Regions from separate parts of the Homo sapiens genome. Here regions 1, 2, 4, 5 and 6 are each linked to region 3. A link is a loop called in an ENCODE intact Hi-C map of the cell type or tissue named here. Cell type or tissue: IMR-90. All regions are shown on one strand. Region 1 overlaps HECW2 (HECT, C2 and WW domain containing E3 ubiquitin protein ligase 2). Region 2 has its middle 40 kb from the start of GTF3C3. Region 3 overlaps HECW2 (HECT, C2 and WW domain containing E3 ubiquitin protein ligase 2). Region 4 overlaps SLC39A10 (solute carrier family 39 member 10). Region 5 overlaps HECW2 (HECT, C2 and WW domain containing E3 ubiquitin protein ligase 2). Region 6 overlaps STK17B (serine/threonine kinase 17b).

Evidence for each region. A loop is a pair of places that touch in the nucleus more often than their neighbours do. Peaks named below come from ENCODE experiments on the same cell type or tissue, not always from the same donor. Only the 100,000 strongest peaks of a DNase experiment are listed, where the experiment ranks them.
Region 1: it touches region 3 in a loop (11-fold over the local background); 14 of 110 quality-filtered maps call a loop at or near these places.
Region 2: it touches region 3 in a loop (7-fold over the local background); 3 of 110 quality-filtered maps call a loop at or near these places.
Region 4: it touches region 3 in a loop (6-fold over the local background); 8 of 110 quality-filtered maps call a loop at or near these places.
Region 5: a loop joins it to region 3, with 2.3 times the contacts of the local background. A loop is called at or near these places in 6 of 110 quality-filtered maps.
Region 6: it touches region 3 in a loop (4-fold over the local background); 24 of 110 quality-filtered maps call a loop at or near these places.

Annotation. Positions count from the first base shown.
Region 1 is chr2:196,451,160-196,456,159 of GRCh38, forward strand. The region is part of intron 1 of HECW2 (HECT, C2 and WW domain containing E3 ubiquitin protein ligase 2); the gene reads right to left. Among named protein-coding and RNA genes, the nearest start is that of HECW2, 140 kb to the right of the region's middle. RefSeq lists an enhancer at 2,842-2,941. In IMR-90, a CTCF peak has its summit at 2,613; a DNase peak (open chromatin) is centred at 2,602.
Region 2 is chr2:196,756,915-196,761,914 of GRCh38, forward strand. No RefSeq gene overlaps it. Among named protein-coding and RNA genes, the nearest start is that of GTF3C3, 40 kb to the right of the region's middle. In IMR-90, a CTCF peak has its summit at 2,166 (motif pointing left); no DNase peak of the experiment used is centred here.
Region 3 is chr2:196,335,596-196,340,595 of GRCh38, forward strand. The region is part of intron 3 of HECW2 (HECT, C2 and WW domain containing E3 ubiquitin protein ligase 2); the gene reads right to left. Among named protein-coding and RNA genes, the nearest start is that of HECW2-AS1, 78 kb to the left of the region's middle. In IMR-90, a CTCF peak has its summit at 1,926 (motif pointing left); a DNase peak (open chromatin) is centred at 826; H3K27ac peaks cover 1,016 bases.
Region 4 is chr2:195,662,838-195,667,837 of GRCh38, forward strand. All of the region lies in intron 1 of SLC39A10 (solute carrier family 39 member 10), which reads left to right. Among named protein-coding and RNA genes, the nearest start is that of SLC39A10, 8.1 kb to the left of the region's middle. In IMR-90, a CTCF peak has its summit at 1,895; no DNase peak of the experiment used is centred here.
Region 5 is chr2:196,275,183-196,280,182 of GRCh38, forward strand. It overlaps HECW2 (HECT, C2 and WW domain containing E3 ubiquitin protein ligase 2), which reads right to left. Exons shown (of 29, transcript NM_001348768.2): 15 at 3,346-3,480. Among named protein-coding and RNA genes, the nearest start is that of HECW2-AS1, 18 kb to the left of the region's middle. In IMR-90, a CTCF peak has its summit at 2,048; DNase peaks (open chromatin) are centred at 799, 2,029, 3,539 and 4,539; H3K27ac peaks cover 382 bases.
Region 6 is chr2:196,128,590-196,133,589 of GRCh38, forward strand. STK17B (serine/threonine kinase 17b) reads right to left here. Exons shown (of 8, transcript NM_004226.4): 8 at 4,994-5,000. Among named protein-coding and RNA genes, the nearest start is that of STK17B, 40 kb to the right of the region's middle. In IMR-90, a CTCF peak has its summit at 2,937 (motif pointing right); no DNase peak of the experiment used is centred here.

The DNA.
Region 1 (5,000 bases), 120 kb after region 3:
GCACAGTGGTTCATGTCTGTAATCCCAGCACTTTGGGAGGCCGAGGCGGGTGGATCACGAGGTCAAGAGATCAAGACCAGCCTGACCAACATGGTGAAACCCCGTCTCTACTAAAAATACAAAAATTAGCTGGGCGTGGTGGCACGCACCTGTAATCCCAGCTACTCAGGAGGCTGAGGCAGGAGAATTGCTTGAACTGGGAAGCGGAGGTTGCAGTGAGCTGAGATCGCGCCACTGCACTCCAGCCTGGTGATGGAGCGAGACTCCGTCTCAAAAAAAAAAAAAAAAAAGAAAAGAAATGTGGGGTAAAGTTTATACCCAGAACTCATGCTTTTCTCCTCTGTTCAGACACTAGAAACAGGCCATTAATTTATCTCTGATCTTTCTAACATCCAAAGAGTTACAAGAATCACAGACCCATTCCCCATCCATAAGATAAACAGAAATGATTTCCTGATGGTTGGGCGCAGTGGCTCATGCCTGTAATCCAACCACTTTGGGAGGCCAAGGCAAGAGGATCACTGAGGTCAAGAGTTTGAGAGCAGCCTGGCCAACATGGTGAAACCCCGTCTCTACTAAAAATACAAAAATTAGCCAGGCGTGGTGGCACATACTTCTAATCCCAGCTACTTGGGAGGCTGAGGTGGGAGGATCCCTTGAACCCAGGAGGCGGAAGTTGCAGTGAACCGAGATCACACCGCTGCACTCCAGCTTGGGTGACAGAGCAAGACATCGTCTCAATAAGTAAATAAATAAGAAATGATTTATTTCTTATTTGGAGAACTTTCTCCAATTGGTCTTCATGGTGTAGGAAGTATTAGTCTCCATTCTTCTAACTACATCAAATACTATAGTGTTGTATTACCATTTTTATGTCATCTCATTGGCCTAACACCAATAGGCCCAATTCAGGAACAAGCATACATAGCTCAGTAATGGTACAACACTGTGTTGTCCATTACAGGAGCTCCTAGCTACATGTGGCTATTGATCATTTGAAATGTGGCTAGCCTAAAATGAGATATGCTGCAAGTATAAAATGCACACCAGATTTTAAAGAATTAGCACAAAAAAATTAAAATATCTCATCAATAAGACATATTGATCATAAGTTTTTACAAGATTATAAATGGTAGTGTTTTAGATATACTGAGTTAAATAATACATACTATTAAAATTAATTTCATCTGTTTTGAATTTGGCTATTTTTAAAAATTAACATGTGTGGCTCACTAGAATGGTGCTGGATAAACAACTATACTCCCAACTCAGTCCAAGGGTAAATTTAGACTTAAATTTTAACTCTTAAAGCCATGTCTGGGCTTCCTATTTTCCAAGTAATTCTTTATAATGAATTTCTTGTAAGAACTGGCAACAGAAAGTTCAAGGTAATATCCACTAATATAAATCTGACCTTGAACATCTGACATGTGATCCAGTGCAAAGCCACTTTGGAAGGGTTTCATCCTTTTATGAAGATGAAGAAAGCTAACCAACATGAGCACCTGCACAAAAGACCACTCCTCTCCTGCATGGAGGGTGGTGGAGGGATCATTTCTGGGCAAAATCTTCCTCAGAAAACAATTCTGGGATTTTTCTATGCATGATCAAATGAGTGACTGACCCCAAAGCACTAAAAAAAAAAAAAAAAACATGGGCCCAATAAATGTAGCCTGGTATATTTCCAGAGCAGGGCTTATCAATGGGAGACTGCCCAATAAGATAATCTTCTAATTTGAGCAAATCAATGCCAGGGCTGGGAATACAAAAAATGAGACTAAACCCCATCTGTAAGAACCAGTGAGACTCCATGATGAAATTGTGGCCTCTGACAAAATTTTTTTTAAAGCTTATTTTCTGTAAAATTTGCTTTTTATAGCAGTTCTGTTCTAAGGAATATGTTTAGGCAACTCAGCAAGACCTTTGTATTTGTTCTGCCTACAGAGACCATGTAAGCAAATTAATCCACTCACATAAGAAAGAAGGGGTAGGCTTCATTCCTCTTTAAGGACACAGAATTTCAAGATCTCTAACACCAAGAGTTTGGGTTCTCTGCAATAAATCAGTAGTGACTCTTTCTTCTTTTACATCATATCAGTTTAGGGTCTTGGACTGGGGTGATGCTAAAATGCATCAGACAATTACTTCTAAAGAAGACTTTGAAAGAACGCAGCCAACTACATTAGTTTTAAGCATGTGAACTAAAAGTTTGAGTAGAAAATGAACTGCCTCAAAGCACTTCAATATCGGCTAAGACTGAACCCAGGATGGGGTGTGCTGTGGAGTACAAGCTTTAGGAAGCTCTTCCTAACACTTAGGAAGGAGAGTATTGTAATTAGGAAGAGTATTGTAATTAGGATCCATACAGAGCATCTCAGAGAAAAATTCTGACTGTCTGACAAAAGATTCCTGATTAATAATGACATCTGTTGATTTTAAATGCAGCTTAAAATATCATCTGCTTTAACAGTCAGTGATAGCTTATATTTAGTTACTTTAACAGAGTTCTATTTTCTTATAAATTATATTACCTAAAAGTCATGTTTTCATCAGGAAGCTCAGGCAAACGAGGGTGGGACCTGCAGTTTAGAACATCCAAAGCTCACTAGCCCCACCTAATGACAGCACACCTAGATTTCTGGAGCAGTTCGGGGATAGAGAATCAATATAACCTTGAAAGTTGAAACTTCAAAAACAAAATTGTGACGTGGAGCTTCATGAAAAGCTCCATGTAAGACTGCCTCACATTCAGAAGGCAAAAAACCAAACTGGAAATTGTCGGCCTAATTTTACCACAAAATAATAAGAGTTGGGGGAACAGAAAAAAGAAATACTTCTATGGGTTTTGTTTGTTTGTTTGTTTGTTTTTGAGACAGAGACTCACTCTGTTGCCCAGGCTGGAGTGCAGTTGCACGGTCTCAGCTCACTGCAACTTCTGCCTCCCAGGTTCAAGCAATTTATGGCTAATTTTTGTATTTTTAGTAGAAACAGGGTTCCACCATATTGGCCAAGCTGGTCTCAAACTCCTGACCTCAAGCGATCCGCCCGCCTCGCCAGATTTATACATGCATAATACATGTATAGTTACTTTAATGTATAGCCACTTTGATGTATAAATAAGGTGAAATGATACTATAGAGCAAAACTATTTTGTAGCTTGCTTTGTTTTCACACAAAATGTAAAGTGGGCATTCATATTAATAAACATGAAACTATATCAGCCTTTTTAATAGCTATTTAACATTCCACTGTATGATGTATATACCATAATTTAGTTACACAATTCCCTCAAGATGGTCATTTAGATTACTGTTGTAAACTATGCTGTAAACACACCCTCACATTCATTATTGCACACTTGCCTGATTATTTCCTTAGGATTATTTCTTAGAAGCAAAATAGCTGTATCCTAAGCTGTTGATGAGTGTTACCGAATGCCTTTTGAAAAGGAGGCATGATAAGCATTCCCATATCTGCAGTGCAGAGAAGGTAGCTATTTTCTTCCAAATACCTTCACCAACACTGAATGTTATCCATCTTTGGAGGCAGCTTAGTGGATAAAAGTATAGGTTCTAGAACTAGAATTTTATAGCTGAGTTCAAATCTCAGCTCTGCCATGCTCTATGACCTCTGGAAGGCTACTCAACATTTCTGCAGATTTCTGTTAAATGGGGATTGTATCATTGTACCTACCTGAAAGGGTTATTATTAGAATTAAATGAGTTAATATGATATTTGATGTACAATAAACACTTAATAAGTGTGTACTTATTATATGAGATATTGTCCACCTGAAAGGTAAAAGCAAATCTCATGTTTCGGTTTAATCTGTATTCATTTGATTATTTCTGGGATTGACCACAGACCCTTTTACTTAATTTTTTTTTTTTTTTGAGACGGAGTCTCACTCTGTCACCAGGCTGGAGTACAGTGGCACAATCTCGGCTCACTGCGACCTCCACCTCCTGGGTTCAAGAGATTCTCCTGCCTCAGCCTCCCAAGTAGTTGGGATTACAGGTGTGTGCCACCACGTCCAGCTAATTTTTGCATTTTTAGTTGAGATGGGGTTTCACCATGTTGGCCAGGATGGTCTCGATCTCCTGACCTCATGATCTGCCCACCTCAGCCTCCCAGAGTGCTGGGATTACAGGCGTAGGCCACAATGCCCGGCCCCTTTTACTTAATTTTTATTAACTTTTTCTAAAGTAGTCAATCATATCATTTATAAATAATAGTGATTTCTATATCTTCCTGATTTATTTTTCTGAGATAACTACATTGGTTAGAACTTCTAAAACAAAGGTGAGTGATAATAGTGGTCATAAATATCCTTATCTCATTTATGACTTTATGATAAAAGAATTTTAAAAATATTTCAAACATCAAAATAATAAAATGTTGTAATTCAGACAACTTTTTCCATATAGTTTTCTTATAAACAGTCCTTTAAATACAAACTCTGGATTGCTTCTAAATTGTGACATTCTCTTTTGGGAAAAAAGTACTAAACATTTTACATTAAAACAATCTTTTTTAACTAAATTGAACACATACTTTTAATAAAGACCACAGTAATTTTTAACACTGGAAATACAAAGGATAAAATAGAAAATTATTTTATTCTTGCAAATTAATTTGCAAGACAAAAGAAATTCAGACAATAATGCAGTTTGTACAATAACCCAAAATCAATTATTTTGTTAAATAATATATATGATATAAATAACAGAAAAAATTAGAACACCATTTGCAATAAAAAATATTGAGCCCTTTAACTTTAAGGATAACATTTTCATCTAGTATTCTTGACTTCTTGTGTTTTCGACCTAAAACAGCATATACATTTGGAAAGGAGACTCAATTTTTCACAATTCATACCCCTATACTCCCACACCCTGAGAAGGCATATAAATTATTTCTAGATATGAAGGTCTTTAATATAAATCATGCCCCTAAATTGCTAAGCCCCAAAATGAGGAATACTGAAGTCACAAAACATT
Region 2 (5,000 bases), 420 kb after region 3:
TTGAAAATTCTTTTCTTTACAAATGCTGAATATTGGCCCCCACTCTTTTCTGGTTTCTGCCGAGAGATCCACTGTTAGTCTGATGGGCTTTCCTTTGTGGGTAACCCGACTTTTCTCTCTGGCTGCCCTTAACATTTTTTCCTTCATTCCAACCTTGGTGAATCTGATAATTATGTGTCTTGGGGTTGTTCTTCTCGAGGAGTATCTTTGTGGTGTTCTCTGTATTTCCTGAATTTGAATGTTGGCCTGCTTTGCTAGGTTGGAGAAGTTCTCCTGGATAATATCCTGCAGAGTGTTTTCCAACTTGGTTCCATTCTCCCCATCACTTTCAGGTACACCAATCAGACGTAGATTTGGTCTTTTCACATAGTCCCATATTTCTTGGAGGCTTTGTTCGTTTCTTTTCACTCTTTTTTCTCTAATCTTGTCTTCTCACTTTATTTCATTGAGTTGATCTTCAATCTCTGATATCTTTTCTTCTGCTTGATCGATTTGGGTATTGATACTTGTGTATGCTTCATGAAGTTCTTGTGCTGTGTTTTTCAGCTCCATCAGGTCATTTATGTTCTTCTCTACACTGGTTATTCTAGGTAGCAATTTGTCTAACCTTTTATCAAGGTTCTTAGCTTCCTTGCATTGGGTTAGAACATGCTCCTTTAGCTCGGAGGAGTTTGTTATTACCCACCTTCTGAAGCCTACTTCTGTCAATTCGTCAAACTCATTCTCCATCCAGTTTTGTTCCCTTGCTGGCGAGGAGTTGTGATCCTTGGAGGAGAGGAGGCATTCTGGTTTTTGGAATTTTCAGCCTTTTTGTGATGGTTTCTCCTCATCTTCATGGATTTATGTACCTTTGGTCTTTGACGTTGGTGACCTTCGGATGGGGTCTCTGAGGGGACGTCCTTTTTGTTAATGTTAATGCTATTCCTTTCTGTTAGTTTTCCTACTAATAGTCCCCTCTGCTGCAGGTCTGCTGGAGTTTGCTAGAGGTCCACTCTAGACCCTGTTTGCCTGGGTATCACCAGCAGGGGCTGCAGAACAGCAAACATTGCTGCCTGTTCCTTCCTCTGGATGCTTAGTCCCAGAGGGGTACACACCAGATGCCAGCCAGAGCTCTCCTGTATGAGGTGTCTGTCAGTCCCTACTGGGCGGTGTCTCCCAGTCAGGATACAGTGGAGTCAGAAACCCACTTGAGGGGGCAGTCTGTCCCTTATCAGAGCTTGAACGCTGTGCTGGGAGATCTGCTGGCTCTCTTCAGAGCTGTCAGGCAGGGACATTTAAGTTTGCTGAAGCTGTGCCCACAGCCACCCCTTCCCCCAGGTGTTCTGTCCCAGGGAGATGGTGGTTTGTATCTATAAGTCCTTGACTGGGGCTGCTTTTTTTTTTTTTTTTTCCAGAGATGCCCTGCCCAGAGAGGAGGAATCTTGTGCTTGGTTTTTTGGCATGGTGGTGCATGCCTGTAATACTAGCTACTTAGGAGGCTGAGGTGGGAGGATGACCTGAGCTAGGGAGGACTAGGTTGCATTGAGCTGTGATTGCACCACTGCATTCCAGCCTGGGCAACAAAGCAAAACCCCATCTCTTAAAAAAAAAAAAAAAAAAAAAAAAAAAAAAAGAGGCTTGGCATCCTTGGAACTAGTTATAACAGAATTGAATACTGCTTGTCCTCTTTTATGCAGTTGCAGGTCACTGGGCCAGAGGTTTCTGTTTATTGGCTTTCTCTTTCTCCTCTACACTTGTCTGAACTCCCTGAATAGAAACACCTGACTGTCTACTAAAATGCCAAGTGGTCCTGCTAACTCTCACTCTTCACATTAGCATACTTACCCTGAACTGCAAACAGGATAAATTTGGGGTATGATCTTCAGGGTTATGATTAGACTTTTCATGCTTCATCTGGTTGCCCTGATACCTGCTAGACTTGTTTAGGTTAAGGCTGAAAAACGGGCAGCAAGAAACACATACTAGGGTCCAGCTGCCCTTCTTTCAATGCTGATGGGAGCCGCACAAACAGAGCTTATGGATCTGATTGCTCAAATGTGGAGGGCGAGACTGAGATTTTTTTCTATTGAAATGTTGAAAGTTAGACAAAACATATTAAGACAATTAAATTTTATGAAATACAGTCCTAAATTTATAGAAATGCACTGCCATCTACTGCATATAAAAAATCATTGCAGGGTATGTTCCTCCCACTGGAATTATTTATAATCAAGCAGTCACACACACTGAAATGTACATGAATTTATAAGATGTGGCAACTGCCACAAAGAACTCATTTAGACTTTTATAACCTTTAATTTTCTTATCTGAAATGTTCTCAGTTTTCCATTTTGTCTCTTTAAATTCTATTTTCATATTTTCATTGAATTAATTCTTGCAATTACATTTTAAATCTTATAATGTTCTCATTCTTTGAATTCCTTCCTTTTAATAGCATCCTCTTATTTCATGTGTATGGTATTGTCTTATCTGGGGATATGAACTGCGTTTTGTTTTTCTACTTCCTGCACCAATTCTGTTCCCTTTGCGTTCCTTCCTCCCCTCCCATTGCTTATATGGATCTCTCCCAGTCCTGAAGCGTTCCTCAGTAGTCTGATGATCGTGAGCTGTCCACTAATGCTGCTAGCAAGGTGCCAGCAAGCTGACAGCAGTGCGAGGGATTTGTTCACAGGCAGGCTTCTCTGGCCAGGATGGGCTGTTTCATTGAGAACCCTCAAACTGCCAGTATATATATGAGCATTTTTTTCTTGGACAGGATTTCTCAGAAAGGAACCCTTTAACTTCCTGCTTAAAGGATGTTAAATAGATGCCAGTTTTCTAGGAGCTTAGGAGGAGAAGGCAGCTGGGCATCTCGCTGCTCAGTGTGTAGACGTCCACTTAATCCTCTGCTTTCAGTATAACACTCTGGCCTTCATCTCTGCCTGGTATTCCCGAATCCAGAGGTCCTGATTCCACAACTCCAGAAAATAAGACCACCAGTGTTCCATGCGGGAGTGGGACAGTTTCCATAGGTGAAAAGGGTTAACTAGGAGGGTCTCACTGTGGCTTAACAGACTTTCCACTGCTCCCATTTTTGACCACACTTCACCTGTCTTTGGAGGAACCTAGTGGACAAGCTTTAAGGTCTTGAATCAGCTTGCTTCTGCCCCTCTCCCCACCACCTCCTGTGGGCACTCAGCTTTCATTTTTCTGTAGTTTATTTAGTTACCAATTGCCCATTTGCTTCCTAGTTTCTAAAAATTATTTTGTCGTCTCTCTGTTATCTCTTATTCTTTTTGGCCTGGAGTTTATATTGTCTTTTTTGTTTGCTGTGTTTTGTTGGTTTTTGGATTTTGGAGGTAAAAGTAACTGTGTTACTTTTGAGATGGAACAGGGACCCCTCTTAGGGGCCTGCAGCCTGTCCCCGCACCAAACAAAATTTTTTTAAAATCTTGAATTCCTTAAAAAAAAATTCCAGATACCTAGCTAGCCCTAAAAAATAACATAATGAACAAAAAGATAATAACTTAAAACAATAGCCAAAAAAATTAGTCACTGGATGGTTTGGGTCTCTATAAAAACTAAAAAGAGCATCTTATAACATACGTCCCTAAGTTGTTTTTCAAAAAACCAGACCCGCCACCAAGTGGATCCACTGACACATAAACCTCTAGTAAGGGGGAAATGAAGATTAAATGCTGCCACTCCTTGCTCTGAATTTCTTCCTGAAGGGTCTAAAAGAAGTCATACCCAAGAGCCAGGGCCAACATTCTTTTCTGATGACCCCAAAATTTTAAATAAAGCTTCTCTTCCTTAACCAATTACAAATCAAAAAAATCTTTAAATCTGTTACCTATAAGCCCCCACTTCAAGATATCCCACCCTTTTAGGCCAAACCAATGTATTATAGAACCTCCATGTATTAATTTACAATTTTGCCTATAACTCTTGCTTAAAATGTACCCCTGCATTTAAAAACCCTTCCTTATGAGCCATTGAAGAGGTCAGGTCCTAAGCATAAACTGCCCAATTCTCCTTGCTTCAAGGTGCCTACAAATAAATGCCCCCCTTTCTCCTGCTGAAAACCTTGGTATGGATGTTTGGCCTTACCATGCTGGGCAAGCAGACCCCAGTTCAGTTTAATAACATTGTTGAGATTTTTCATTAATTCATTAGTATTGGTATTTATTATAACTTCTAGTTTCCCTCCATGCAAATTTGACCATGCCTTATATTGTCACCTAAGTCGTTAATGAACATGGTGGCATGTCATTTGCAGTTTCTCTCCAGTCTACATCAGTCTGTCAACATGCATTCTTTGAGTTCGGTCATTCTACCGGCTGAAGAACCAGCCACACTTTCCCATTCAATCCATAAGCATATCACAGCAGTCTTCCTCACAGACTCTGCTAAAACCCAGATACATAAAATGTAAGATAGTCCTCAGAACCACCAGTCTAGTACCAAGCAAAAAGAGTGTATCTCCTAAAAGATTGAAGTGGAAGTTATTATAGAATCAAGGATATCCTGATCAAAGAATCAAAGAATCTATCTGGATTCTAGAATGAATCCAAGGGTGAGAAGGCAGCTGGCCTTTTTGCTTGGAAAAAAAGAGTAAGTATCCTAAGGAACATCACTTCAAAGAACACACAGATGGCTGGAATCATGCCAGCACTAACATGCCCAAGTGGTTTCCAGAATCCACCTTTTGCCCACTTAAAAAATTCAGTTCATTTGGTCATTTTCTTCTGAGAATGCCTCAAAATTCTAATTTGCAGTTTCATAGCATAGCCATTAGTATAGGGACTATGGGCCTGGAGATGCAGTTCATTTCTAGTCCCCCCTTACTCATATCCTCACCCAATATCTTGGCCATTAACTCCTTTCCTACCCTGTTCAGTATTATGTTGGAGTATATATTCTTTCAATATGAACTATAGTATTATAATACTATTAGCTTTACAACACCACAGCAGGAACATTCCTCCTGTTCTTGCTCTGAATGATTTTGAAAAGCCTGT
Region 3 (5,000 bases):
GGTTTCCTTATTTTAAGAGAAAGATATGATAACTGAAGAAAAATCCTCTTCCAGGAATTTATATCATTACACTCTTCCTACCAATGAACAAATACTAAATCTCAAAAAAACAAAAGTTGTTATGGGGTAAAAATATTGAGTCCTTATATTATTTATGTGAGTCACTATCCAATAATTCATAATTTAATAAGCATCATTGGCCAGAAGATTTTTACTACGTACCTGCCACAGCACATGGCCAGGAAGCAATGTGCCAGAAAGTGCAAGGGAATCAAGGAAAGGTTTCTGGTCTAGTGGCTGTTCTGTAGTGTAGCTGCTGAGATGCCAATCACAGGCATGGCAAAATACAAAAGACACACACTAAAAAGGAAGAGCACCAGGTCGAACAGCATAGAGAGCGTAGAGAAGATGAGAGAGGACATGGTGGAGTCAGAAAGGTGTCATGGAAAAAACAGGTCTAATGGATGAGCAAAATGGGGCTAGAGAGAGTTAAGGAGTGGCAAAAGCAGGGAGGCACAGATGAAGCATGCTGGGTTTGAAGAATGGCGAGATGACCTACGCAGGAATTCTAGCTTTACTATTACTTTGCCTCCCTGAGAACTCTTCTGCAAATGACTTTCCTGAACACAAACACAGATTACTGGTTATTTCTGAAATAGTAGTAGCTGGACAGACCTGAGCAAACTTTACTCTCCCACTTGCTTTTTTCCAAGACGAATAGCATGTAGTCTGCAAGAACAAAGCTAAGTAGTGTGCACGAGGACGGTCCGAGCAGAATAAAGTGTGGTAACATGCATGGGGATTGAATTCTCTGGACATGAGCTCATTGGTATCACACTCTTCATGCTGGGGAAGCAAACATCCGTGGCTCTGTCTACAGGCAGCACCTCATAGATCAAATCAATGGTTAGCGAGTGAGCAGGCCATTTTTCCACAGAGAGAAGTGCATTTTTATAAGATATCTTCCCCTAACTCTGTCTCAAGTTAGGATGCCATCTTCTTTTCCTAAGGTTTTAATAGTCGACTAGGTAACAGACAATGAGATAAAAAAAATGTGACTGCTTATTTTTTTTGGAGGATGATGATAATCATGCCAACTTTGCTAGCTGACCCATTTTGGGTGTTACTTTATTCCTTGCTATAACAAAAATCTCCAACCCAGATGACAAAGTAGAATCCCTGAAACTAAGATCAATGTATCTCGAATTGCACAAAAGTAGATTTTGTGGGCATGATCCAATCCCCCCACCCCCACCAGTGCTACAGAGCTGTGTGTCGCAGGAACAAAAAGCTGAGGGGATTTCCACAGATCACCCATTACAAAACCACACACGCTGGTCACTAGAGAGGAAAACAGTCCTGGACAGAATGAGGAGTGGTTTGCGTAGGGATGAAAACTAGCTGGATCCTTCAGCAGGACATCAGTGAAGATTCCTGCCCCTAAAAATATCAGAATGTTCCACTCTGAGTGGGAGTTTTCATCTTTAAATGTTATTTAATGTTTTAGAACATCATACAAGATTTTTTAAAATGGTGTAACTAAGCAACATCCCCTCTGACAAAGGGGGAGAGCAGCATTTTGATTAATATATTTGAATATTTTGGTTATTGGAAGAGGTAACGGAAGAATGCTCAGAAGGATGGAAAAGGGAAGTTGGTGCCCAGGGGCACAGGCTTCTGTTGCACCTACAATGTGTAACCTCTGACTGCAAGAGGAGCATTTTTTTTTTTTGTAAAAAGCTATTTCTGAGAAATATATACAAAGGCAGGTGGAAGTAAGCACAGGCACGATGACTGATTAGGGAGGACCCCAGTGATCCACAGAGCCCAGCCCTCCTGTTCATAAGCAGGAGAGATGGAGGACATGGACCAAAGAGCAATGAATGAGTCCATCTATCCTAGCTGCTTTTTCCCACAGCCTGATGTGGCAGGCAACATCTCCCCCTGCTGGCCTCAAATTATGGGAAAAAAATAAAAAAATATATATATATAAAATATATATTTGTATAGAAACATTTTAATATTTGCATATACTTATATGTATCCAAATATATAATATATGTTATATATCTATCTACCTCCATTCTTTTGGGCTATAAAAAGAGTATTTTGAATTCACTAATCGAAAGCATGTTGCCTCAGAGGGCAGTGAGCTAGGAAAAGGGAAAGGCATCCTGTACGAACCTGTAAGGACCTGATATCGGCTGAGCCAGGTCTAGCCTCAGGAGGAAGAGAACAGAGGATGAGCGGCATCTGCTCTCTGAGGTCCCTTCTGGACAGCTGAAGCCAGTCATAGATCATGGCAATATAAGGGCCCCTTTTGATAATCTTCAGGATACATTTGCTTATAGCATTGCTAAAATACAGATTTAGCACTCTGTATTTGAATATTCTTTAAACAGAAAAGCCCCATTATTTTCAAATTTTTGACTTACTAATTTTCATAAATACAAATGAAGATGTCCCTCAGGGTAGCAGCATGCCTGCTCCCCTCTACCATGGGTTGGAGGGTGGTCATTTGTGAGACGTCACTTTGGGCATATTCCAGGGCAAGTTGGGGAGGCGGAGGGGCTTTGAACAGTGTTTAGGAACTTAAACCTGTTCTCGAGTAAAGGGGTTTCTGTAACTGTGAAATTCTGACACTGCATTTAAAATCAACCATTCTACCACCTGTTTAAAAGAAGAATACATTTCTGGGTTTGTATATGAATAAAATATTTCCAGATAGATAACTTGACACTGGTTGTAGTGGTTGCCTTCAGGGTGGGAAAACTGGCAATTGGACATGAAGCTGGGGAGACGTTTACTTTCAATTTTTATACTTTTTAAACATTATACTCTTTCGTATATTACCTATTCAAAATTATTTTTTAGAAAAGCAATCACAACTCAGCTGTATTAACCCTAGGCATTTATATAAGATTATATTTCAAGCCCTCTCTGCAAAAAGGTTCTACAAGCCACTCCCTGCAAGAAATGGTTTTGCCTCAGACTAGGATCTCATCCATCATCTTAAATAGCTACACGATTCACTCAGGCAGTAGTTAACAGCCTGTTCCTATTTAGAGAGTCTGGATTTTCCCCAAGTTTCTAGAAGTTGAATATTTGAAGCATAAAGATGGATGGAATAAAAATGTCCTTCTTCCTTTAATCATATCTATTTTACTTAAAAGGTAGAATAATCTTAAAGAATCAAGCTAATCGTAATTTATTCTAGAACATGACTTTCACCATTGTCCTATGTGTTTTCATTAAACTATTAATATTATGATTCTTATTCACAGCTTTACTCTTCATGCTTTTGAGGAAATTTACCCACATGCCAGTGACATGCTCACTTGTCAGTTACATGTCACTGGAAGTTGTCTTCTCTTTAACAAGGGCCAGTGGAGCCTGAAATGGCCAGGCTTTCCTCTGCTAAAACTCAGAAAAACAAAAGGGACAATATCCATGCAGATGTGGCAGAAACCTAATAGGACTAGAGAACTAACTGGGCCTAAAATATAAAGTGTGAAGATGGGGGATGAAAAGCATTAAATCTCCATCCAAGGGGCAAAAAGACCTTTCTGATATTGGTGGGAGGGGACTTAGGAATGGTGAAAGTTACAGAAAAGGCTCTGATAGTAAAAATAAGAGACCGAGGCCACCCCATCTACACCAAATAAAAAGGCACCCATGACACATCTATTCTGGCAAGGTACCAACCTGAGCACCACTCAGAGAAAAGACTCTCACTCACAGTTGTCACTTGCATACTGTTTCCTAATCCTATATACATTTCCCAGGGCTGGGATGGGTAAGTATGTGAAATCGCTATGTAATTTATACAAATATCAGTGTTTTGTCATATTCCTCAATGATCACATATCAATTCAGTACATAGCAATGTAGGATGAAGTTTAGTACTCTAAGCTCACTCATTGATACAAGATTTAGTGAGCACCTAGAATAAGACCCAGCACAAAGGTAGCACTCAATGAATATTTCAGGATAGATGAGGAGATAGATGGACAGATGGATGGAAGGAGGGAAGGAAGAACAGAAAGCAAATATGAATAAATGAATGACCACAACCCATAAAAGACTGTATAGAATGAAACAGACATTCTGGCCTGCCAGTACTTTTGAAACCTCTTAAATTTTAAAACTCACAAATGCATACTGCACAAATGACCCATTCAGGTTCTGTGAGCCTGAGCTCTCTTGAATACTTGACTGTCTTATGACAAGTAAGTGTAGATGAAGCTGGCCCTCCTCTTGAATGCCCTGAGGCTCATCTACCCACATTTATACTTGGTTTTGTCCTTCAAATCCATTCAGGTAAGCCCTATAATGAAATAAATTTGGACTACCTGCCTCCTCTGGGGATTTATCCAGACAAACTAAAGCCATCTTAAATTCACAAATAGCCTACGTAGTGCTCAAATCCAGGTTTTCCCTGGAACTTTAATAGATCAATTTTCAGAGATTTTTAAACCTTTGTTTGGACTTCTGGTGAGTTAAAGATAAACAAATTTCCTTTCTGCAGATAAAAACAAACATTTTTAAATACTTTGCATTTTCAGGATTGGAGGTGGAAAATATTTTAGAAACTGTCTAATCTCTTCACAATTTTAAAAAAAAGTTCCATGCAATCAGCTCCAGAGATTCAACCAACATTCCATTGTGAGTCCCTTTAAGAATGCTCTAGCCAGACAATGGGTTTTAAAAATGACATCCAGCCGGGCACGGTGGCTCACGTCTGTAATCTCAGCACTTCGGGAGGCCAAGGTGGGTGGATCACTGGAGGTCAGGAGTTTGAAACCAGCCTGGCCAACATGGTGAAAACCTGTCTATATTAAAAATACAAAAATTAGCCGGGCATGGTGATGCATACCTGTAATCCCAGGTACTTGGAGGCTGAGGCAGGAGAATCGCTTGAACCCAGGAGGTGGAGGTTGCAGTGAGCCAAGAACACGCCACTGCAGTCCAGCCTGGGAGACGCAGCAAGACTCCGTCTC
Region 4 (5,000 bases), 670 kb before region 3:
TATAGCTGCTCTTGCGGTAAAATACTTTAGTAGAAAAATGTTCAGTCAAATGATCAATTCATAGGTAATGTGAATTTGCAGGTGTTCTTTACCTACATAGTAGAGAAGCTTTTTGTCTCTTTCCGCTTTCCATTTTTCCTCTGCAGAGGGAATTATGCTTTATTATGCTTGGAGTCGGAAAAGGAATGTGAAGCCCTTGGCCTTCAACTGTTGGTTACCACCGAACTGTCACACTGTTTGTAGCTACTTATGTAGCTCTCTCACAGTTTACCTTTTCTAATTGAAAAGCTGATTGTGTCTTCCTTGTAACTCTCTCAGAGCAGGAAATGGATCATATTTTTATGCCGCCTATGTCTCATGTCTTCTTTCCCTTCCCCTTTCCCTCCTATCTTCTCACTCCCCTCATAAAGCAATTCAAAACTGCATGCTTACAGGCCTTTAAACAAATATTTTGGTATATTAACTCAGTGCACTTCTACTGAAGATGACTCCTTACATTATTTTGCTTGCATGTGAAGAAATATACTTTGCACTGTGTTATAGAGGAACATAGCTTCTTGATGAAAGGGGCTAGGGAAAGATTTATTTAAATACTTTATCAATATAAATGAAACAATACATGGTGTGTTACTACATTATAAAATGAGATCAGTAAAACAATGTAAGAAAACGTAATAATAAGATAGTATAATATACACATAACGTATTCTGTGTATATATACATTATAAGGCAGTGAGATCATGTTTTCTATTCCCATGGACCTTTTTTAGAAAAGCATATCATATTTTCATAATTTTTTAATGTTTGGAATATACTGTTTTTAAGATTTTGATTTTATGGTGTTTCAAGAATATAGAAGTTATGAAAAAAAAAGAAATAAGAGAAAAGTAAATTGTATATTAAAACAGAAAAAAGATTTGGGTTTTAAATTAGGATAGTCTATAGTTTTTTTCTTTTTTTTTTTTTCAACTTTTATTTTAGATTCAGGGGGTACATGTACAGGTTTGTTACCTGGGTTATATTGTGTGATGCTGAAGTTTGGGGCATGAATGATCCTGTCATCCAGGTACTGAGCATGGTGCCCAACAACTAGTTTTTCAGCCCTTTCCCTCCTCCTTCTCTCCCGTTTTTTCCAAATAAAGTGAATAATTGAATGTATATAACATCTTATGAAAGCACATACAGTGTACATATAGAATTTATTTTCAAGCAAATAATCATGCCAGTTAAAAATTGAAAATCAGAAAGGTATGCTAAAGTTAAATCACTGAAATATATTAAGAAAAAAGTTCTTTAAATTCACTGTAAATATAATTTCATGGAATATATAATTTCTAAAACAAATTCTTAAATCTTTTTCTGTGAAGATTTTTGCGTAAACACAAGTACTTAAGGTTTTTTAGTTAACTGATATGTGTGTGAAAGTGTTGGATGTTAGTGCAACTGACATTTTTCTTTTTCCTAAAAAAGAAATAGATGTTAGGGGTTTTAGTTTTTTAGGAGTTATTTTTAATTATAGCTTTTCTTTTAAAAAAAAATAAGAAAATATACACTAAAATATGGGGAGAAAAAACTTTTAAAATTTAGCAGCAGTCATAGAAGAAATTGCAGAAACCTTAATAAGTTTCATTGCATGTACATGAAAACATCTATACATGAAAGGGAAAACATGATCAAAATAAAAAGGAACAGAACTGCAGGGTTTTTGCAGAAAATGTGACTGAATCATGTTATGTAAAAGCTCATATATGTTGGAAAAAATATTGAGACATCAGGAATAACTTTAAAAATATGAATTAAAAATAAAGTAAGACCTTTTATTTATTTAAAAATTTATAATAATGTGAATGAGAGTGCTATGATCATACTGCTGGTGGCAGTATAACCAAGCTTAATTTCTCTAGAAATCAATTTGGAAAGTAAGTATATGACAAAACCTGAAAAGTGTTAAAGTTTTTATAGTTTTTCCCCTCATCTTGGAATTCATTCGAAGCAAGTAATCAAAGATAATAGCACAAATTGGAATTAAAATGTTTGCATATTGTGTTTCAGACTGCAAACAGGCTGGGTGCAGTGGCTCACACCTGTAATCCCAGCACTTTGGGAAGCCGGGGTGGGAGGATTACTTAAGGCCAAGAGTTTGAGACCATCCTGGGCAACATAGGGAAACCACCATCTCGACAAAAAATTTAGCCCAGTGTGAGGTCGGGCACGGTGGCTCACGCCTGTAATCCCAGCGCTTTGGGAGGCTGAGGGGGGCTGGATCACCTGAGGTCAGGAGTTTGAGACTAGCCTGGCCAACATGGCGTCTCTATTAAAAATACAAAAATTAGCTGGGTGTGGTAGCAGGTGCCTGTAATCCCAGCTACTTGGGATGCTGAGGCAGGAGAATTGCTTGAACCTGGGAGATGGAGGTTGCAGCGAGCAGAGATTGCGCCATTGCACTCCAGCCTGGGTGACAGAGCGAGACTCTGTCAAAAAAATGAATAAATAAAATTAGCTGGGTGTGGTGCTGCGCACCTGTAGTCCCAGCTATGTAGGAGGATGGCTTCAGCCCAGGAATTTGAGACTTCAGTGAGCTATCATTGCACCACTGCACTACAGCCTGGGCAACAGTGGAAACCTGCCTCAAAAAATAAATACTTGAAAAACCCACAGACAAATGCTTGTGAAAATCTTAAAGCTAGAATTCATTTTCTTCCACATGTGACATTATTTTATTGGTTTGTCAACTAAAATTTAATTTATAATTGCCAACTTTTAGGTTTTTTTCAAAGTTATACATGAATATAGTTTAAAGAATCAAATAGTTGTGTGAAGTTTCTTGGGGGGAAAAATCAGTCCCCTGTCTGTTCCTTTCATATTCTGCCTAGAGAGATAAGGAACCCCTTAATTCCTTTAGTTGATTATTTTGCTATTCATTACCATGTCTCCAGATAACATGTTCATTACTTGCAGCTGATTTTCAGTTCTAACCATTATCTATTTAATGAAGAATGATTTTAGTGCTCTTTCACTTCTGTGCATACCTTCCTATTTCCTGTACTCCAGTTTCTCCGTACAATTTTCATTGTAATTTTGGTTTAGAACAGTAATTGGGGTTACATTTTTATGCTATAAATATTATTTTATACAATGTGCCATTGTAATAAATGACTACTTTCCTGCACAACTTTGTTTTTTCTGGTAATAATTAGCTTGATTTTTTTGTCCTTTTATTTAATATGCATATATTAAAAGACCCCAGCTCTGTGTTTCTGAATGTAGCTATATAAGAAAGGGGAATGTGGTCAAGACTCTATGTTCAAGAATTTTATGTAGTTTTAAAAAATTAATTGGACAGAAAGCTCCCATGTTGGGGAATAAGTAGCCTCTGTGTTGTCTGAAACATAAAAAAAGTCAATGTTATACAAAGATTGACTTGGAGATTTTTTGATTATTTTTTTCCCATGACGTCATGGAAAAGAAGGATCATTTTAGCTGGCAGTTTTTACAATGGCAAGCTGGTATAAAATCAAGGATGTATAACAGTGACAAGACACTGAAAAAGGGAAGGGTGAAAATGCATGGAATAATAAAGATTTGAGGTAGTGCAGCAGTAGCTATTTTTAGAATAAAGACAGCTGTCAGTGATGAGTGGAAAGAGAACAATAAGCTGTTGCCAGGCTGGAGTATAGTGGTACGATCACAGCTCACTGCAGCCTTGACCTCCCGGGCTCAAGTAATCCTCCCACCTGAGCCTCCCAGGTAGCTGGGACTACAGGCATGGGCTACCACACCTGGCTAATTTTTAAAACATTTTCTGTAGAGATGGGGTTTGGCCATGTTGCTCAGGATGCTCTCAAATTCCTGGGCTCAAGCCATATGCCTGCTTTGGTCTCCCAAAGTGCTGGGATTACAGGTGTGAGCCACTGCATCTGGCTGGTTAGCACTGTAAGTCTGCTTCATAATGCATGTAACTAAAATCATAAACATTTTAGTAGCTTCAAAAGACATCCCAACGACTGCATTTACTAATCTCAGATGTTTGTATTCACAAATAGCAGAACAGAGGTAGCAATATTACAGGTAGCTTTCTCCAATATGGTTCCAGGTTCCCTGTAATGAAAGGCTGAAAAGCAGAAATGCAGGTAATTGTTTTGACATTTGATGAGAAAATGTAGGTTTGTACATGAATGTATAGAATACAATAAAGATAGATATGATGTGTTGTTGATTGATTTGATACTTTAAATCAAGGTATAAATGTTTATATTCTCTCTCAAGTTAGTGAAACAGGAGAACTGAGTTAATGCCCAAGCTTAATTAGCATGCACTTAACTTTTTACATGAATGAATCTCAGTGGAAAGATTGGGTTGCCTGAACTGTGCTTTTATTTATTTATTGGAAGAGTTGCAGTGGCATTCCAAACTGTGAATATGATTTCCAGTAGATTAGATAGCTGGTGAAGTAGGGGGATGAAAAAGCAAACCATGAAGCTGTAAGAGGATTTTGTGGTCCCTGCTGAGAACTCATTACTAAAATACTTTTTATCCCTTGAAGAATATTCTAATGTCAGTGAAACTGGTAAGGTGTAGTGAGTCTTTCCAACTTCTGCTCAGATACTAGTGAATTGGGTGCCTCCTGCAATCTAGAGCAGGTCTTGGATGTGCTAACGATGCATGTGCTCTTGTAATATTTTGTTAGCATTCTTTCAAAAGAGTCACAACAGAGAGACTCCTCCCCCTCCACCATACTTTTTGTAATTTAAGTGAAAGATACATAATACTACATCTAATAATGGTAATACCTTAGGTTAATATATTTAATTGCTTTACAAAGCAGTTTCGTATACATTGGTTTATTTGGTGGATAAGTGTAGGTATTATTTTCCCTGTTTTGCAGAGAGAAAACAGTGGCACAACCGGGATGAACTAGAGACAGAGGTTTCTGATTCCTGGTTCTGTACTGTATACAAAATACCACATTTAATGGATATACGAGAAGTAGGGACAGAAC
Region 5 (5,000 bases), 60 kb before region 3:
GTCTTCCCTCTCCTTCAAGCCCAAGTTAAATACAACCTCCTCTGAGCTCCCACAGAACAAACAGAACAAGCAGCTGCCATTGTGAACAGTTTATATTATTTGTCAATTATACCTCACTAAAGCTGGAAAGATATAAATAAAAAGAAGAAAACATGATTATCTAAAGGTATATTTTTCTTTCCCAACTATTAAAAAAGAAAATTTACAAAGCATTTTTCGTTCATATTTTTATTCATTTGTAGTAGGGTTTCATATTTTCCTTTCCTATTAAGAATGCGGGAAATGTGTGGGCCAGGCACGGTGGCTCACACCTATAATCCCAGCACTTTGGGTGGCCAAGGCGGGCGGATTACAAGGTCAACAGATCGAGACCATCCTGGCCAACATGGTGAAACCCCATCTCTACTAAAAATACAAAAATTAGCCGGGCGCGGTGGCAGGTGCCTGTAGTCCCAGCTACTCGGGAGGCTGAGGCAGGAGAATCTCTTGAACCCGGGAGGTGGTGGTTGCAGTGAGCAAAGATCGCACCACTGCACTCCTGCCTGGCGACAAAGCAAGACTCTGTCTTAAAAAAAAAAAAAGAATGCAGGAAATGTGTTATTTATTTGCATCCCTCATAACAGCAACCACTATGTTTCTTCATTGTAGCAGGTGTTTGGTGTTAACTTGTTAGATGGAAAAGACATCAATATTTCTACTGAATGGAATATTTGCTGAAGGAATATAAGACAGTGGCTCAAATGACTCATGTATGTAACTAGAAGTCTTCTCATCCTGCTTCTCTTGAGTTACTGGCTTTGAGGAATGAATACAGCTATTCTCTGGGGAGATCTGATCACTAAGTACAGATTGTTAGTCAGATAACTTATCATTTCAACACTCCAATATATACTTTCTCTCCTCACAGTATGTTGCCATGTCTCATCATTTCCCAGAAAAGCCAAAGGTCTTCTCCCTAAGACCTCAGTCTTTGCAACCAGACCAGCGGACAGTGGGCAATCCCTCTGATGGGCAGCACTTCAGGATGTGCATGCTTCCAACAGCTGTGTCAGAAAGGACACTCCCCCGGAAGGTTTAACAATGTGGAGGGCTGGACACTCAGTCTGTATGGACTTATCTCTGGGCCACTGCTCAGTTTCCAGCCATAGGAGGAAAAGTCTTAATGTATCCCTTAGGGTCCCTCTCTCATAAAGGCTACTACTACTAGACCATGAAAATATTCATGTTTTAAGGTAGAGGGGTTGAAAGAAAATGAAAGTATAGCTATTAATCTCATGCATGTTTTCCCAGAAAAATAGTCCTAACTAGACCAAACAGCCAGCTTCATACTGTGAAGTCATGATAAGGTGAGTGGTTAAAGGGCACGGGCTATGCAATAAAATATCAGACAGAGCCCTAATTGTGCTACACATCGCACACAAGGTCCAAAGGTGAGAGGTCTGTTCTGCTTTTAAGATGAATGTTGTTAGTGCCATTCAGTTCACCACTAATGGGTTACATGACAGCAAGGTAAAGATTTATTAGCTACTCATAAAACAGAAAAATTTTTGCACATACCTCATCCTGTAATATATTTGTATATCATTTTTATATGAGCTTCTCATGTGCACCCTTCTATATCTGCACTTACAACCAGCAAACACATGATGCATTGGAGCAAGTATATAAATCACGAGGGGAAATTCCAAGAGTAGAATTTTGATGAATCAGATCCAGTTATTTATTGTATTCATATTTTTTCTTATACAAAATATATGGCTACAAAGATATTTGATGTACAATATAATACTGAAAATATGACATGCACATAGACACAGAAAAGGCATGTAAAGGTGGGTAAAGGATCCAAATTCTATTGTCTAAGGGAATTTTCAGAAACAATGTAAATCAAGTGATGGTATATAATCAAATCATAAGCCCATATGAAGGAGAAGAAAACTTGACTTAAGACATTTCTTTTATATATTGAAGCTGCAAAAGGAAGAACTGAAACAAGGTTTGTTCTTTTTTTTGGTTAGGATATTAGAGGGCCCTCGTGTGGTTACCATTGGTCCCTGCAAATCGGTAAAGTAGAGCAGTTTTTAGTAATTCTTAGTTCAGCCCTTTTTCTCCAGGCACATAAAGTATATAAATCAACTCTCTCAAAAATATCCTAATTTTAAAGAATACTAGTGAGGATTCCATAATCCCATATCCCTGGATGGATATTTTAATGTAATATAGAAAACTTCACTTAAGAAATTCTATCATCTCATACCAGTTAGAATGGCAATCATTAAAAAGTCAGGAGACAATAGGTGCTGGAGAGGATGTGGAGAAATAGGAACACTTTTACACTGTTGGTGGGACTGTAAATTAGCTCAACTATTGTGGAAGACAGTGTGGCGATTCCTCAGGGATCTAGAACTAGAAATACCATTTGACCCAGCCATCCCATTACTGGGTATATACCCAAAGGACTATAAATCATGCTGCTATAAAGACACATGCACACGTATGTTTACTGTGGCACTACTCACAATAGCAAAGACTTGGAACCAATCCAAATGTCCAACAATGATAGACTGGATTAAGAAAACGTGGCACATATATACACCATGGAATACTACGCAGCCATAAAAAATGATGAGTTCATGTCCTTTGTAGGGACATGGGTGAAGCTGGAAACCATCATTCTCAGCAAACTATCACAAGAACAAAAAACCAAACACCGCATATTCTCACTCATAGGTGGGAATTGAACAGTGAGAACACTTGGACACAGGAAGGGGAACATCACACACCGGGGCCTGTTATGGGGTGGGGGGAGGGGGGAGGGATAGCATTAGGAGATATACCTAATGTAAATGATGAGTTAATGGGTGCAGCACACCAACATGGCACATGTATACAAATGTAACAAACCTGCACATTGTGCACGTGTACCCTAGAACTTAAAGTATAATTAAAAAATATATATATATATATATAAAGAAATTCCACATTTAACCAAGTTATATTCATTTCTTCCTGTGAGGCTGAAAATGGGTGTGCAAATGGGCTTATCATCTTCCTGTCTCGAACATTTTAGTACATTATCAACACCCTCTCACCTTCCTCTGAGTCAAAAAATCTTAAATTTCGTCAGTTTTGCCTCATATATCCTACCTTTTTAAATTTGTGATTTAGGCTGTATGTATTTCCAGAGAAGCCCTGTCAACATTCGAAAGCTTTTCAGCCTCTAAATCAAACTCAAAAAAAAAAAAAAGAAAAAATGCTTTAAAAAAATCAGTCAAATTCCTCAAACCATCACATACTAGAAGCTTCTATCAACCAACAGGTCAGTCCCCAAAACGCATGACTCACCTCACCCGCACTGTGGCTGCGTTGCCTTGTCAGGTGTTGCCGATGAACCAGCGCACTTGTGGGTCTACTGCTCTGAAGTGGGAGCCGGGGATCAATGAAAGTGGTGGTGCGGGAGTTGTGGTCCACAAAGAATGCCTAGGATACAATACACTGAGTCAAATACATGCCGCTCACATGTCTTAGCTGACTTATAACATCAGACGGTCAGGAAAAGACTCACTTCTGAGTCACAATCTTAGCTCTATTTTCTCATAATTTTCAATCTTTGGGGAAATTTCTCCTTACCCACACAGGACAGATCAGATTAGAGAAAGCCAAGCTTAGATGAGATCCAGAACGAAGAGAGCAGGAAGGAACATTATGCCTGGTTTTAGGAAATGCTCCACGAGATAGTCACCAAAGACATGATCCAAGAAGGAAGCCAGAAGAATGGACATTTAGGCTTCTCTTAACTGATGGTCTTTGAGCTCTTACTGTCATATGTGGTTATTATAAAGTTCTTACCACCTTGAAACTTAAAAAAAAAAATTTTTTTTTTTGAGACGGAGTCTCGCTCTGTCACCCAGGCTGGAGTGCAGTGGCGCGATCTCAGCTCACTGCAAGCTCCACCTCCCAGGTTCATGCCATTCTCCTGCCTCAGCCTCCCGAGTAGCTGGGACTACAGGCGCCCACCACCACGCCCGGCTAATTTTTTGTGTATTTAGTAGAGACGGGGTTTCACTGTGTTAGCCAGGATAGTCTCAATCTCCTGACCTCGTGATCTGCCTGCCTTGGCCTCCCAAAGTGCTGGGATTACAGGCGTGAGCCACCGCGCCTGGCCGAAACTTTTAAACATCATTGACTTCTCTTCTTTCTTCCTTCTCCTATACAGTAAGCCACAAAATCCTTCTCATTTTCTCACTGTAGTGTCCTCTATTTGTCCCCTCCCAGCCTGAACACCACCCCATTATTTTGGGACTTTATTTTATGTGTGTAAGTGCTGGTGGCTTCTCAGCTGCTCCACATCTCTATCACCATAGTCATTTAACTGGCCCGTTACTATAAGAATATTCTTTCTAAACACTTCAATTACATCACCACCCCAATACAAAGCTTCTCATGGCTATCCATTGTCCACAGAAAAGACATTCCCACTCTTTGGTCAGTTTTTCATTACTCTTTAACAGTCTGCCTACATGCCTTTCCAGTTTAGTCGCCCATTACACACCCATACAAACTCATCACATACCGTCTAGAACTTTGGGTAAGTCACTTAAGTTCTCTGAGCTATATGTTTCTTACAAAAACATGTCTCCTTCATTCCTGACATTTCTCCCCCATAATGTGTTAGAAGAATGGAAGCCATGTCTGTCATGATCACTGCAGAATCTCTGATAACATGAAATCATGAATGAGCATAAACCATTTACCTCAGCATTGCAGTAAGATGGACTACAATGTAGCAAAGCATTTTTTGGTCTGTTTGTTTAATTCTAAAACTATACAAGTGCTATCTATCATTATCCTTAGGGGCCCAATGTTGTAAGTTTTCAAAGTAAAATTGACTCAAGGTAATAATGAAACCCATTATCTTAAGTACAATTAGAAATTGTAAGTTTTCCATGATCAGATAGTTAATTAGGTCATCAAAGATGAAAGAGGCTATTAGGAGAGCC
Region 6 (5,000 bases), 210 kb before region 3:
CCTTTAGCCGCCAAGTTAAGTTCTTTGCTTAAGTAACCCACCAGCTATTGAGCTGGACTTTAAGCCTTAGTTAAAACTTCCAGGGTCGTTTCCTTCATTTTTGATACATAGAGCCTGAATGTTTTCCCTATGGGAAGACTGAGGGCTAGTGTTTTAAGTAAGGATTGCTTTAGCAGGTTAAAGGCTCTTTTGAGCCTCAGGTTCCCAAAGCAGGTGGGGGCGAGTTTTAACTGAGTTTCTCTTATGAGGTGATATAAAGGGTGAGCCATTTCCCTGTACCTAGGTACTCACAGACTGCAAAATTCAGTAATGACAAATGAATCCCCTTAACTGTTAAAGGAAATGGGCTTAATCCTTCCTTTATCTGGTGCTCTGGTTCCTTCTGATAAGATTAGACCTAGGTACTTTACTGAAGTTTGACAGAACTGAGCTTTAGATTTTGAGACCCTATACTCCCTTTCAGCTAAGAAATTGAGGAGAGCCTCAGTGCCTTTCTGAGACTTCTTTGATTGGGGCATGGAGGAGAATGTCATTTACACACTGCAAAGTTGTAACTTGAGGGTAAGAAAAACTAGAAAGATCTTTAGACAGAGCCTGTTTCAGCAACTTTATTTTGATATCAGGGGCTGCCTAAGTAATGAACCTGTTTCTTATTGAATTGGGAGATAGGGAGGTATATTTTATTCAAGCTTCTCTCAGCCTTTCCAAAAAGGCAGAGGGGTTTCCATCTGGTTTCTGGTTCAACAAGGACAGTTTAGAGTAATTAAGAGGTTTTGTTCTGGTTCTTTGCAAGCCTTTAACATGCACATTAGAAAGTGTTTTCTTTGCCATTCGTTTGTGGGATCACTAGGGCTCCAATTACACTTTTTAAAGGGGCACTCTTTCTATTGAGAATGGGGATCCTGTCTCTCTTTTACCCTTTTTTTTCCTTTAGACTTTTTCCTTTCAAGAATTTTAGACTGCCAGCCTGGCCAACATGGTGAAACCTCGTCTCTACTAAAAATACAAAAAATTAGCTGGGTGTGGTGACACACACCTGTAATCCCAGCTACTCAGAGGCTGAGGCAGGAGAATTGCTTGAACCTGGGTGGTGGAGGTTGCAGTGAGCCGAGATCACACCACTGCACTCCAGCCTGGGCGACAGAGTGAGACTTGGTCAAAAAAAAAAAAAAAAGAATTTTAGACCGGCTATAGGAGATATGCTGTTTATCTCTGAATGTTTCTGCTGCCTATAAGGCTTTTCTGTGACAGAGTTTGGCTTAAAAGTAACATAGCATCTCTATGTTAGATTAAACACTTGGGTTAAATTTTGGAAAGCCTCTATATACGTATCAGGGTCATCAGAAAATCTGCCCAAGCTGTCCAAGTGTCTCTTTATTTCCCTAAGGTCCTGTAATGAGAAGGGAACATGTACCCTAGCGGTACCCCTTCCATCTGGCATTTCTTGTAGGGGTAGGAGTGAAACTGGGCAATGCGGAGTTTCAGAGATGGTGGAGCTGGAGGAGCTGATGGCACAATTGGAGGGGTCGCTGGATAAGGGAAACTGGAAGGACTGGGGTACTTAGAAGCCACCTCCAATGGCTCCTCTAAAACCTGCTCTTCTTAGGGGAACTACTCTCCATAGACCTGCCTGATATGATTGCTAAGAGGGCTGAGGTGATTGTGCAATGCTTGCAAAGGTCTGGGTTGTCTTGCAGGGCAGAGAAAGCCTGTACATAGGGGACCTTGGACCATTTGCCCTTCTGTCTACAGAAAAGATCTAATTGTTGGATAAGATTAAAGTCAAGGTTTCCTTCAGCTGGCCAGGTCTGTTCACTCTTGGGATGGTAAGACGACCATGCACTTGGGCAAAATAAAATTAGTTTTGGGGTCAAAGGAGTTCAAAATGCACTCCAGAGGTGTGCAGGCTGAAGATGGCTTGCTACCCATCCTAGAAAAGAGACAAGAGAAGAGGCATTCCTCAGTCTCCTTGTTCTTTTTGGTATGACCCAAGGTAGAGGGGAAGACAATGGGAGCGTCCCCCTGACTGTTCCCCTCCCTGGTCCCTGGGTCCCAGCACTGTGTGTGCCACCCAGTGGTTGCAGGCATGACCCTCAAACCATGGTCCCAGAGAAGCTAAATAATGGGGATAGTCACGCATACCCATGTAGCCTTTGTCCCCTGCCTGGTGATTGCCGTTTGATCTTCCAGACTTGTGTGACCTGCGTGGCTCCTTGATGGGTGAGTCTTGAGAGAGATTATGTAACAGTTGCATTTGAGCAAGGTCCTTTAATGGAGGGAGTATACTGGACTGAGCTTCATACTCTACTATTATGGACCGGACTAGAGAATGTATTCTTAGGTGGCAGTTCTAGTTAACTTCCAGACATAAAATCCCCTTTCTATTTAGATGCCATTCTAGTTGTAGGCGGAATAAGTGTCTCAAAAGAACATAAGGGTCAATTGGTGGGTGGCCTTCCTGCTAATGGAGAGTTGGTCAAAAAAAAAAAAAAAAAGAATTTTAGACCGGCTATAGGAGATATGCTGTTTATCTCTGAATGTTTCTGCTGCCTATAAGGCTTTTCTGTGACAGAGTTTGGCTTAAAAGTAACATAGCATCTCTCTCTATGTTAGATTAAACACTTGGGTTAAATTTTGGAAAGCCTCTATATACGTATCAGGGTCATCAGAAAATCTGCCCAAGCTGTCCAAGTGTCTCTTTATTTCCCTAAGGTCCTGTAATGAGAAGGGAACATGTACCCTAGCGGTACATGTTGAGACTAAAATTTGGTTTTGGAGGACATATTTCTCCTCATTGCTGAAAGCAGAGATCTCCTGCTTGCAGAGGGGGCATAACGTCGGTCTCTAGCAGATGTAAAAAAGAGAAGAACTGGAAAACTAGAGGCTTTTGGCAAAGGGCATACAAGGTCGCCCAGGGAGGGAATTCTCATCCCACTAGGTGGCGCTGTAAGCCTTGAAATACCAGGCAGTAACTTTGCCTCCATATGCCCTCTGAACAAAGGACAGAGAGGGAAGTCTGACATGTGGCAAGTTGTTCCCAGCATACCTCCTAGCAGGAGAAAGTTCATTTGTCTCATAGAGGGGCTATCCAGTACAACTGGGCAGTATTGGCTCCCCACATGGGAAAGGAAACAGCCCAGGTGGAAAGAGAGATGTTCGCTGGGTGGGGCATGACCTCCTACCCAACCCCAGGAAGTGCTATCATTAGGAGTTAAGTAGTCTTTGAGATCTGGATCATGAAGTCCCCCTGTCTGTAGAAAGTCACGAAAACAGCAAACTTTGACCTGCATTCCTGATTGCTAAGGTGGTTGCTAAGCTTGCCTAATTGAATTATTTCCCCGGGATGTAAAAACTCCTACAGCAGTGCATACAGAGACGGCACAAGAGACATGGTGACTGTGGAAAGGAAAGGAGGAAACTAAGGTTCGCATAGGAAAGCTTGGTGATCCTATGGCCGACACCTGGTTGGGCAATTGGAGGCTGGGGTCAGTCCAGGAGTAGCCCTGGCCAGAAATCCTCAGTTGCTCCAGGACCTCTTCCAGACCCATGCAATAGCAAAGTTGTGTGTGACAGAAAACTAGTTTGGACAGAGCCAACATTCCCAGCACCATGAGGGCACTGGGGATGGACTAAGTCCTCCCCAGCAAGCCTCACATTTGAGTCTTTTAAGACCGGCAGCTAGCCCTTGTGGCTCATTAATCAGCAGACAGATACCTTGTTTTTTTGATAGTTCTTTGAGAGAATAAAAACTGAGGATGAGAAGCCTCAGAAGTGAAAGTAGAGAGTCTGCTCCCTTACCCTTCTGATTAATTCACCTTCAAATCCTGGGCGAGCCCCCAAAATGAAGCAGCCTCATTGTCTGGGGTAAACACCAAGGTTCTTGGTCTCATGGCCAAGGAAATTGAGGTTGCAGACAAACCCACACAGAAACTGGAGCAGGAGTTTAACAGGTAAAAGGAAAGAACAGCTGTCAGAGAGGGGTCCCCAGTGGGTTTCCAGTAAAAATGTCAGGGTTTTTATACATGGGCTACTGAGGAAGGGGGCATCTTATCCTCCTAGGGCCTGAAGCTTTAGTTGGGACCAGGTGTGCTATCTGCATAGAGCATGAGTTTCTATCAGCCTTTACCTGATTCCTTGACAACCTAGGCAGACTCTTAATCTGTGTTGCTGTGTGCTGCTTTGTGTCACTTATTTGGGAGGGAGAGTTTCTGTGACTGTTCCCAGACATTTTTTTCCAGCTGCAGGTATCCCCCTCCAATATCCACTTCTGGCTTCCCTAGCTTAGTGTGCCTAAAGGAAAGGAATGTGCTTATTAAGGCCCACTGTTTTTACTGGGGCCCACTATATGAGTGTGAAGTTTGGTGATTACCCGGGAGACTCACCCCCTCCTTCTGTGCCCCAGTTGTTTATCTGTGTTTTACAGCCTCATCTTCTTACCTGTCCATGTGCAGCCTGAGTTTTTTCCAAGGTTGTTTTATTTTTTGCCTGTTGCTGTGTGACTTTTCAGGCAGGCTGCTTCTGCAGTCTGAATTTTTCCAATCATTTTTCCCTTTCCTTCTCCCTCAAAAACAAGTTAGGTAAGCTTCATTCAGGCATGAATTACAGTGCTATTGCCTGTTAGTTCAATGTTAATGAACCAACAATATATATTAAATGTACAATTAAATAGAAATACACAAAACTATGCATTGATCAATTGTTTAAAATGCTATGAACAGAGCCTTGCAGGAACCTAACTCTGTATTTCCCCTAGGAGCAATGATTAGTAACTAAAGTATGGGAACTTTATAGAACATAACTACCATGAATAATGAGAATTGACTGTACCTTAGTCTACAACCAGATTATAAATATCTTGAAGAATCTCTCATTCATCTTGTGTGTAACACGTAGTGCACTATAGTGCAACATGTAGTACAGTTAAATTCATTGACATTTTCTAAAAATTATTCCTTGATACCAGCGAATAGACCTACTTGTTTTCAGATTTATATGCCTTT